Regions from separate parts of the Homo sapiens genome. Here region 1 is linked to region 2. Evidence: chromatin contacts called from ENCODE Hi-C data. All regions are on one chromosome and are shown on one strand. The core of a region is the stretch at or near the end of the contact, and the rest is flanking DNA. Distances in the headings are between cores, read along the strand shown.

Region 1 (5,453 bases), core at 1,364-3,863, 280 kb after region 2:
GTCGGGAGAATCTTCTCTTGTAGTCTCGAATTGCCTTGGCCATCAGCGGGGCCACTTTCTTGGCAGCCTGTTTCCGGGTTTTGGCCGCGGGCGCCGCGTGCTCATTGCTGCTGCTCAGGCAGGGGTTGGCCCGCTTCTCAGGGAGCCAGCGAAGGATGCTGCTGCTGCTGTCTCTGCCACCGCCGCTGCTGCTCTGGCTGGAGGGAGTGTGGCTGCTTCCCGCGGGCTTGGAGGCTGGCTTGATCTCCCCATTTTCGGGGTCAGCGTCTCCTGCAGACTTCTCTTGCCTCCTTGAAGTATCATAAGGCGTCTTGGCCACAGATTTGAAACAGATCATCTTTGCCTCTCTGCCGTTGGGGTTGTTTCCACGTGCAGATCGGATATTCGTTGTCATTACTCTCAGCCGCTGCTCTGGGGCGTCCGGAAGCCGCAGGTACTGCTCCCTCCAAGTTTTGTTTTCCTGTGGCTTTTCTTCCTTGAAGTCCTGGAAACAATGATTCCTCCGTAATTCGTCTGTCTCTCTAACGAGTGCGTGATTGTCTTTCTTTCTGCGATACAGCTGATCGGGCCTCCACCCTTCCAGAACAGGTTCAAGAACCCAGTAGGGGACCTCTCCCACGTCGCTGAGGGCGTCCGGATTGTTTCTAAGCACCTGGGCACACTGCTGGCGCAGCGTCGGCACCTGGAGCTGGCAGGCAGGCCTGGAGCCCGAGTACACCGGCATCTTAGCATTCACTCTGCGTCCAGGGAAAGCAGCTTCCTCCCGGAACTTTGGTGAAGAGAGTGCTTCTGGCTTTGCCTGGGAGGTCATGGAGTCAGAATCCGAAAGCGGATCGTAGTTGGCCTGCATCCAGGCCTCTGAGAGGTCCCAGAGCTCTGAGAAGACATGGCTGGGCACCGTTTTCGGCCCGGCGGAATCAGCGCCGGCCGCCTGCAGCCTCTCTGACTGGCTTTCCTGGACAGGAGGCAATTTCTTAGCCGAATCCCAGGACTCACGAGTGCCCTTGGATTCGTTTGCTTTCCTTTGTTTATCTCCAAGTGCAGTGGTGGCAGATTTTCCAGTCTTTTTCTTTTGCTTCCGCAACTGATCGTAGGTGAGGTATTTTTCACATGACAGAGTGGGCTGCTCGAATTCCTCAGCCATATCTACCTCCTCCACCTCAGAGAGGGAGCTCACGGACGTTCTGTCCAAATGAGCAGTCGGTGGCTTCCCCTCTTGAGTCTCTCGGTCGTTGGAAAGCTGCTCTTTCTCCTCGGGCGACAGGCCGTGTGTCCCATTTCCTGGGTCCCGGCCGTCTAGACTGGGCCTCTTCTTGTTCGAGTGACTGTGCTGAGGCCTCTTCTGGTGACTGTCTGGAGCCTCCTCCAAGGCAGGGACACGCTGGCCGCTGCCAGCTTGCCCCCCTTCCTTGTCTGTCTTGAAGTCCGAAGGCTGCCTGTCCCTGGCACTTGCCCAGGAGGGCATCCTTGGGGTTTCCTCTCTTAAGCAGGCCCCGCATGATTTCTCCCTGATCAAAGTAGGGGAGTGCCAATCTCCCTGGGCACACAAGGGGCGTTTTTCCTGGCGAGACGATTTGTGCCCCTTGCTGTGGCTCACAACGGCTTTCCCCTGGGGTTGGCCCTGGCAGCCTGGACACAGCAGAGGCCCGCCCTGAGCCGCGTGAGTGTGGCCTCTTCCGGGTTGCTTCCCGGGCGCAGCGGGCTCAGGGCCCTCGGGCATCCGGAGGGGAGCTGTGCGCGTTGGAGAGGCCCGATAGCGGCCGGAATCAGCTGGGGCTATTCTGGGGCACTTTCTCTCAGCTCTGGGCTCGCGACTGTGAGACCTCGGGTGAGGTCTCTGTTGCCCCGGAGGTGTTCTGCGTGCTGTCCGTCTGTGCTCAGGGCTGTGAGATGGGCTCCTGGGGGCCGTCGCGTTTTCTGGGAAGCCCCAGGCCTTTTCCTGGTCCTGAAGAGCCTCCCCGAAGCGCTGTCGGGAAGCGCTCTCCTCAGGGTCCTGTGGGCCAGGCCGGGTGTTTCGGTCCACGAGCACCAGCTTCTTCCACCGGGCCGCTAAGTCTCTGGCAAAGTCGCCCACGTGCTGGTGCTTCCGCAGGCGCTTCACCGTCTTTCTGATTCCAGTCTCCGCCAGGATGTCTGCCGTCATGGGCAAGGCGGAGAGTTTCTGCAAATATTTCTCTAGCTTTTTCGGCTCCGTCTTAGTGGCCAGACGCACCTGCAGCTTCTCCACTGCGTGCAGCGTAGTGGACCCTGCCGCCATCTCACCAGAGCTGTGCAGGCGTCGCTGTCCCGGCGGTCGCAGCTCTGTCTTTGGGGCTGCGGGACAGGAAGTCTGGGGTGGCCGGTCCTCGCTGCCCGGTCGCCAGGCAGCGACCTCGGGATGTGGAGTCACAGCCTGGAGCGAGCTGGGTCCTCGGAGCAGCAGGCCACTTGGTCTGGAACGGCCGTCCTTGCAGACAGCTGAGCAGGCCCGCTTTTGTTCCTCGGGATGTGGAGCCACAGCCTGGAGTGACCTCTGCAGTTTGCTGTGCAACAAAGAATGAAGCTCTGGTGCCAGAGCTGGGCCTTATGTAGCCCATCCCAGGCTGACACTCACGGCTCTAGCCCTGACCCTCTTAGCTCTTGGGCTGCCCCGCCCCCATACGTACTCATGCCGTCAGCACAATGCAGACAATCGGGACGGTCCACGCCAGGTGGACTGCTGTGCCCCAGAGGTTGATTAGGTTAATTTCAGCCTCGACACACCCCACTGAGTTTTACCGTTGACCTTCCATGTTCGCAGGTTCCACATCTGTGAATTCCAAAAAACACAGACTGAATCTTCTTGGGAGTAAAACAGAAAATAACACAGCAAGACAAAATCATAGAAAGAAGAACCAATACAGGATAACAACTCTTTGCCTAGGACTGATGTTGTGTGAGGGGACTTCCCAAATTTGTCAAAACAGGGATTAAAAGACAAAAATAAAACCGGTAGATTTTATTTCTTAACATCTGCTCCATCAATTTCGAGACAGTAGTTCGAGCACTGTCTTGACCCCGCCTTGTCCCTCAAGCCCTGATGTTTCTGGGAATTTAACTATTTCCAAGAAATCTTTTTTCCATTATTAACTGAAGAAAACTGGGTGCCGTTTGCAGAATTTTTAATACGAGGAAATAAATAGAAGTCAGCAGGTTCCACATCATGACTGCAAGGTGGACGCCTCATGATCTCCTTTTGAAACTCTTGCCAAACTGCCCTTTGTTCAGTGAAATGCTACAGCAAGAACTTTTTCATGATTAGGTAGAACTCTCTGGTAATGGTTTTTCTGCTCATGCTTTGGCTAGTTTTCTCAAAAACTCTGTTAGTAAGCATATTTGATCTTGGTTTGGCCCTTCAAAAAGTCTTTTAGTCATATCTTTTGAGCATTCCCCAAAACTGTTGCCATGACCTCTTCTCTTGACTGGTCCTCTCTGTCTTTGACTGGAGTGCTGCCACCTTTTGGTAGCCTTTGTTTTGTGCTCTTTCTTCAGGACTATCCAGTGTAGCCATGTTTTATCCCCGCTTACAAATCTTGGAATAAATATTTCTGGATCTTCTTCCACCTGTTTTAAAACTTTAAAGAAATTTTTACTCTTGTCTCTAGCTATTATTGTTGAAACAGATTTGGTATCTGGATCGGACTTTAATTTTCAGTGACAATTATTAAAACAGGATCATTTGAAATATCTATGGTTTTTTCTCTTATTTCTGTTGTTACTTATTTACCCTCTCAAATTAGGGAACACTTGGTCCTATGTTTCTGAGCATAGTTGACCAATTCTGACATTGTATTAAATTCAATAAATGTCTTTTCTGGATCTGTAGACACTTCTTTTGATATTTCTAGCATTTTTTTGGGTTGTACAGCATTTGAAAGTTAGGAAGTTTCCTGGCAGAGCCAGGAGATAGTCAGGAAACAAACAAGAAACAAATTAGAACCTACAGGTATATATATTCAACCTTTTAGGGGAATATTAGATGCAGGGACTGTAAAACAGAAGTATAGTAAAGACATTTGAAAGAAGTGATGTATGCTTTTTAACTGTTTGTTTTTGAGATTGAAAGCTTAATGCAAAATTTGGATCTTATTACTGAAATTGAAACGAGCTCATGCAAATTAATCTCCATTGCACCCGTAAAAAGGAAATTAAAAGCACTAATGTTGCATGTGGTGTATATACAGTAACATTTCCTAAATATCTTCTGGGTCTAAAACTGGGAATGATATTCAATGCTTCCTTTTCCTCAGGCTATGGTATCATAGGATTCAATTTTGAATTTGATAATGGAGGTATATTTGTGGCACAATAGCCCACAAAGGAAATGAAAGAAAACAAAAACAGCCAGATTATTGAAACATGCAAATGAGACACCTAGATTAGATGTTCACTTCTGGGCCTCCTTTCTTTGTACACAGAAATTAATGAGCATGTAATTGTGTCCATTTCAGGGGCACACCATCTCTTACAGTTTAAATGGATCCTTTTTGCGGGGAATGGCTCATTCTTAGTTTTTTTTAATTCAGAAGATAATTTTCTAGGTTAATTTGAATGGCCTGGGCAGAAAGATGTAGATCTGGCCAACTTTATACCTTTAATTAAGAAATTTGTAAGACTGCATTCTGTGTTTTCAGTAACAGAAGCTCATCTTAAATATTTAACACTACATTTGGAATAGTGTTTTTAAAACTCTCTTTTCCTGCTTTACTCTTACTGAATTCTGAATTTTTATCACTCTTACCACAAAATAAAAATCACATTATTATTTTAAGACCTGGTCACCACAAGTAAAAGCTGCTTCACAGTCCACATAGTAGGAAAGCCATTTTTTTTTTTTTATTAGAGATGGGAGTCTCCCTATGTTGCCCAGGCTGCTCTCAAACTCCTGGGCTCAAGTGATCCTCCCACCTTGGCCTCCCAAATTGCTGGGATTACAGGAGTGAGCCACAGTGCCCGACCATGAAAAGCCATTTTTGATGCAGCCTCATTACCAGACAGAGTTCTAAAGGACTCAGCCAATCCCCATTATAGACATCGACTCTTTTGCAAACTGTGATTCTAATAAAAAAAAAGTGGAAATTCTTTTGATTGGAGTTGAAGTACCTGCCATTTTGCAGAAATGTAATGAAAACCCTGAGTAAGCCTGTCTTTTAGGCTATTCTTTCAAAAGTATGATCAACATTGCTCAGATTTGTTTAGGATTAAGAATTAGACCTCTGTCTCAAGAATTAGAGCTTTTGCTTTCTTATTTATCCTGATTAACTGTGTTAATTAGGTCAGTGGTTCACTGTTTAAATGACTCTCCAGGGATTCTAAAAAGGAGTTTGAAGGAAATAATTCTGACAAATGTTCCAACTTGCTTTTATTAGGGTTGCTATGAAACTCACTATCCTACCTGTGGGTAGTAGAAAATAAACTGTATTTTTCTGCCTCTG
Region 2 (5,412 bases), core at 775-3,274:
GTGTCAGACAGCACTCAGGAGCTGCCACCAACCAGGGAACGCTCCCTGGGAAGGTCCGGAGCAGCAACTGGCTGTAAACAAATGTTCAGAACAAGGTGCCTCATTACTCCCCAGCTCCGGGGGAGTTACAAGGAGGGGAAACAGCCTAAGTGCTCGGCTTTTCCACTGGACAGCGACACCTAGCAGCGATCCTCACCCTCCCACCTTCGTGGGCAGCCCAGATTGGGAGCACCCATACCTGATGTATCCACCTCACCCAAAGGATGAGAAGAGGGCTGTTTCGTTATGGGGAAGTTTAGAGAAGAAGGTGGGATGCTTACTTAGCTAGAGAGACATTTATTTTCCTATCAACCTAGGGGAGGGGCGGTGAGAGTAGGGAGACACTAGCAGCAAACTAAAAAACAGCCCAGCAGCTAGGAGAGAGGGCTCTTGCCAAGAGAGGCTCTGATATGGGTGTATCCTAGAGCAAGAACCTCCCCTAATCTCTCAAACCAGGCGGAGGAACCCCAAGTGTTTCCTTAAGCCAGCAGAGCCGGCAGAAGGAAGTGGCTGGCATTTCAGTGTATCTTCTGCAAATAGAGAGGCTGAGGCTGTGCCCGAATTGAATTTCTGAGTGACACCTCCTACTGCTCTTTCTCTTGGAGTTTAACCGTGGATTGGGGTGGAGTAGGGGGAGAGCCCAACGAGGGGTTAACTTATGCTGCAGCTCTGACCTTTTGCGCTAAGGATGAGAAAAAAAAAGCCATCTGTTTCAGAAGGAATCAGGTTGTTGAGTTTCACAGATCCAGTGGCTGTGGGATTGTAAGACTTCACTATCACTATCCCTGTCGCATAGCCACAGCCCACACTACCACCCCCACCGAACCCGAAGCTCCTGGAGGGGAAAATGCTTTTTCTCCCAAGGGTCCTTACGAAAGTTCAGGACTCGCGAGGTTATAAACAAACAAACAAACAAACAAACAATCGATACGATTTTGAGCCCTCCGACCCCGGAGTCCAAACAAATGGCCATAGAACTGTGGGTCTGGAGGACACCGCTCCGATCCATGCGGTCTCTCCGGGTATTAAATGGATTTATCGTCAGCCTGGTTGCTTGGAATTCTATTCTGTCCTTCATTTTTCACAGCGGAACAAAGTTGTCTGGACCCTCCAGCCAGCGCTGGGCAGAAGCAAGCAAGGATGCTCTTGGAAACGCGGTGGCCCAAGCCTAAGCGGCCATGCTCGGGGCTAGGAGCGGACCCCACGGCCACTCACCCCGGGGCGCTGCGACCGAAGCTGCCGCGGCCACTGCCACCCGGGGGCTCGCCGGCCGGCTCCGCGCATCCCGCCCTCTCAATGGACTTTCTTACCTCTTAATGTAGTTCCTGCCATACAGGATCTGTTGCAGCAAGGTCACCAAGGCAAAGGCGCAGATGAAGATGAAGAGCAAAGTTCGGCTCCCCAACAAATCCCGGTTGGCCGAGGGGTCCGCGTAGCGCATCCTGGCTACCGGGCGCCGCGGGCGCGGGGTACGGGGCGGCCAGGCAATGACTCGCGGGGTTCCGGGGCCCCGGGGGGCGCGCGGCCGACTTGGCGCCTCACGGTGCGGTCAGGCAGGCGGGGGACTTCGAGGGGCAAAGTTTCTGGTTGGCGCGGCCGGAGCTGGGGGCATCCAAGCGTCGCAGGCGCTGGGGCGGCAAGCAGGACAGGGCCGGTGGCAGGGAGCTCTGCCGCGGCCAGGGGCCTTCCCCACCCCCGGGTACCTTTACCTCCAGGCGCCGGTGCCGGGTAGCCGCCGATTTCCCCGCGGAGGGGAGACGCCAGGTGCCACGAGCCGGAGGCGGCCCCTCCCGCCGAGGTGGCGGCCAATGGGGAGCAAGACCCGGGCTCCGTCCCCTGTGCGCCCCAGCGCGCCGCGCATCGACCCCTCCAGTCCGGCGCCGGATCGCGGTTGCCCAGCGCGCTGTGCCCTGCCGGGGGCGGGCCACGTTTGATCTCCGGGCCCGCAGCAAGGGATCGCGAAGGTTGGCCTCCGGTTCTGCCGATAGGGACGGGGGGAGGGGGCGTACAAAACACCCGCGCAGTCTGGCTAATGATAGGCGGGCCGTGGGGAGGGGGAGGGGCGGAGCGCAAAACGCCGGGTTTGAATCTTGGAATTAAAAAGAGGGCAGGGGCTGGGCGCGGTGGCTCACTCCTGTAATCCCAGCACTTTGGGAGGCCGAGGCGGGCGGATCACAAGGTCAGGAGTTCAAGACCAGCCTGGCCAATATGGCGAAAACCCGTATCTACTAAAAATACAAAAAACAAAATTAGCCAGGCGTGGTGGCACGCGCCTGTAGTCCCAGCTACTTGGGAGACTGAGGCAGAAGAATCGCTTGAACCTGGGAGGCGGAGGTTGCAGTGAGCCGGGATCGCGCCACTGCACTCCAGCCTGGGCGACAGAGCGAGACTCCGTCTCAAAAAGAAAAAAAAAGAAAAAAAAGAGGGCAGGAAGAGGAAACAACAGTTGCGGAGCTGGACTTGATGGAAGGGAGCATTTGCGTGCGGCGCGCAGGGCACTGAGTCACCATCGTGGCCGCGTCCTCGCGCTCTCCTAGCGATTTCTCCGGAGAAAGCGGAGCAAGGTCAGCCGGGCAGCCCTTCAAGGACGGCGCGCCGCTCCTGCATGCTGATGGCCTGCGGGGCTGCCTGCCCGTGCCCCGGCGCCCAACTCCTACAAGGAAGAAATTCAGGGGCTCCCCGCCCCCGCCACAGTCCTCTTCCCCCTCCCCAGCTGCAACTCGGCAGCCGTTCGTCAAAGACCCTGTTGTCACCGAGACACTGGGACCTTGTCTCATCCTTGGAACCACTCGTAAATCTTAGGTCAGGCAGCCGGCAGCCTTCGGGGACCACAGTCCCCCCAAAGCTTTAGGAAGCCAGTTACTACATCCGGAAAGATTCGTGCTTCAGAACGCAAGCCAGGGAGAATAATCACAGAAACGCAATGCGAATGTCGTGCCTCTCAGAAATTCTTAGCCTGAAATACCGTCCCCACCCCCCAACCCGGCCAGGCGACAGTCCTGTCATCCTAACACCGCAGAGGCTCCAAGCGCTGGGAGTCGTGTGCCCGCGGCGCTCGCCACTGAGGCCGGTTGGAAGATTCTAGGGTGCCCCTTCCCAGGTTCCAGCAGGCACTCCGGGATGTTCTAGAGTCAGGCCAGGGATTCAACAGCGAACCTGACCGAAACTCAAACCTCAGCACAAGAACTTTGATGGGGGAAGTGCCCAGACTCCAATACTCTCGACCTTGGCATTTAGTAGTTTCTTCTTTGAACTGGAAAGATCAAATAATGCACAGTAAAATCTCATGATAAGGGTTCCACCAAGAATTCGGGATTTGTGTTAATTCATAAGGCAGAAGTGGCCCCTGTGCTATCCATGAAGAGTTTCTGTATTTCTCTGCAAGGTCACAGGTAGGCTTTTTTTTTTTTTTTTTTTTTTTTTTTTTTTTTTTTTTTGAGACGGAGTCTCGCTCTGTCGCCCAGGCCGGACTGCGGACTGCAGTGGCGCAATCTCGGCTCACTGCAAGCTCCGCTTCCCGGGTTCACGCCATTCTCCTGCCTCAGCCTCCCGAGTAGCTGGGACTACAGGCGCCCGCCACCGCGCCCGGCTAATTTTTTGTATTTTTAGTAGAGACGGGGTTTCACCTTGTTAGCCAGGATGGTCTCGATCTCCTGACCTCATGATCCACCCGCCTCGGCCTCCCAAAGTGCTGGGATTACAGGCGTGAGCCACCGCGCCCGGCCACAGGTAGGCTTTTTAACCAATTAAAGAAAAACTCCAACATTTAGAGGGCCCATTATTATAATAATTCCTGTATTTGTTTGCTGTCTGGCACATAAAAACGTGCTTCACTTGCATATATTAATGAATTTTCACCTCCTAGCCCCTGGCTAACCCATTTTACAGCTGAAAGGACTAAAGCAACAGATGCCCAAAGTAACTCACCTAGCAACAAGTCTTGGGATTCTGAGATGAGGTTCTTTCTCCCACACACACAGGCAGGCTGGCTTCTTGGGAGTGGGACTTGTTCATTTGTCCCCACCACCACCATTGATTTTGACTGATTGCTCCACTCTTGCTGTCTTCAAACTTTTGAACAAGGGGGTTTGCATTTCTCTTTGCACTGGGCCAAATTATGAGGTAGGTCCTACACACAGGCTCCAAGATGACAGTACTAATTTTTCACTAATTTTTCTCTACTTGGTGCTCAAGTGTAGAGTTTGAGGGGTACTATCATCTTCACTCCAGGCAAGGCACTGTTGTTTCTTTTGTATTCCTGCTTATTCTCCACCCCATCAGGTGCTCACTCTGATACCTGTCTTTGAGTGCTGTTTTCTTGGAAAAACAAATCTATTTTCAAGAAATGAATCAAAATTATCCTAAGAACTTTTTAATTGCAATATAATGCATTTACAGAAAAGTACACAAATCATAAATGTTCAGGTCGCTGTGTTTTCACAAGCTGAACACACCCATGTAACCAGTACACAGATCAATTATCGGCCCCCAGGAGTCCCCTCATGTTCCTATCTGGTTACTATGTACTCAAGAGTAACCACTGTTCTGAATCCTAACCCCAAAGATCAGTGCTTCCTGTTTTGTGTTTTATATAAATGCAATTATACATTATATATTATTTTGTGTCTGCCTTCTTTTGCTTAACGTTGCTATGAGATTTATCCATGCTGTTGCATGTGGTGGGCAGAATTACAAGAAGACCCCCAAGATTCCTCACCCCTTCTTGTATGCACATTCCCATAGGTATTGATCTAGGCGCTGCTGTGAAGGGAATTTGCAGATGTAATTGGCCTAAATCAGTTGGCTTTAATATCAGGAAATTGTCCTCAGTGGGCATGGCCATATGGAGCCCTTACAAGGGACTGGGCTCTTCCTGGTGAAAAAGATTTGAATCACGAGAGTGGCTGATATGAGGGAAATTCTTTGCTGTTGCCTTCGAAGACAGAAGAGGTCCACAAGGCAAAGGATGCAGACAGCCTGTAGGAGCTGAGACTGGCTCCTGGCTGACAGCCAGCAAGGAAATGAGGACCTCAGTCCTCCAATCATGAAGCAGACTCCGACTTCTGCTAACAACCTGAATACACTTCAAAGAGGATTCTGAGCTCCAGCCGCCTACACATTGATTTCAGCTGTTGGGACCCTCAGCCGAGAACCCAGCTATGCCGTGCCCAGATGTAAGACCTACACATCTGTGAGCTTGTAAGTGTGTGTTGCTTTAAGCCACTAAGTTTGTGGTAATATGTTTCACTGCAATATGAAACTAATACTTCTGTGTGCAGTTATAGTTTGTTCAATCTTATTGCTATATAGTATGCCATCAAACGACTGTGGCACAACTTATCCATTCTACAGCTGATGGACATCTGGGTAGTT

Evidence for each region. A loop is a pair of places that touch in the nucleus more often than their neighbours do. Pooled maps may share reads with other maps.
Region 1: a pooled map shows a loop between it and region 2 (4-fold over the local background). The contact joins the promoter of ELOA2 here to the promoter of ST8SIA5 in region 2. A Hi-C loop is called at or near these places in 1 of 168 maps with a recorded cell type or tissue (K562) and 1 of 50 pooled maps.

Annotation. Positions count from the first base shown.
Region 1 is chr18:47,033,008-47,038,460 of GRCh38, forward strand. ELOA2 (elongin A2) reads right to left here and starts at 2,614. Exons shown (of 1, transcript NM_016427.3): 1 at 1-2,614. The coding sequence starts at 2,257. All of the region lies in intron 3 of KATNAL2 (katanin catalytic subunit A1 like 2), which reads left to right.
Region 2 is chr18:46,755,029-46,760,440 of GRCh38, forward strand. ST8SIA5 (ST8 alpha-N-acetyl-neuraminide alpha-2,8-sialyltransferase 5) reads right to left here and starts at 2,025. Exons shown (of 7, transcript NM_013305.6): 1 at 1,350-2,025. The coding sequence starts at 1,480. ST8SIA5-DT (ST8SIA5 divergent transcript) reads left to right here and starts at 2,415. Exons shown (of 3, transcript XR_001753434.3): 1 at 2,415-3,431; 2 at 3,769-5,238. RefSeq lists a silencer at 1,608-1,997.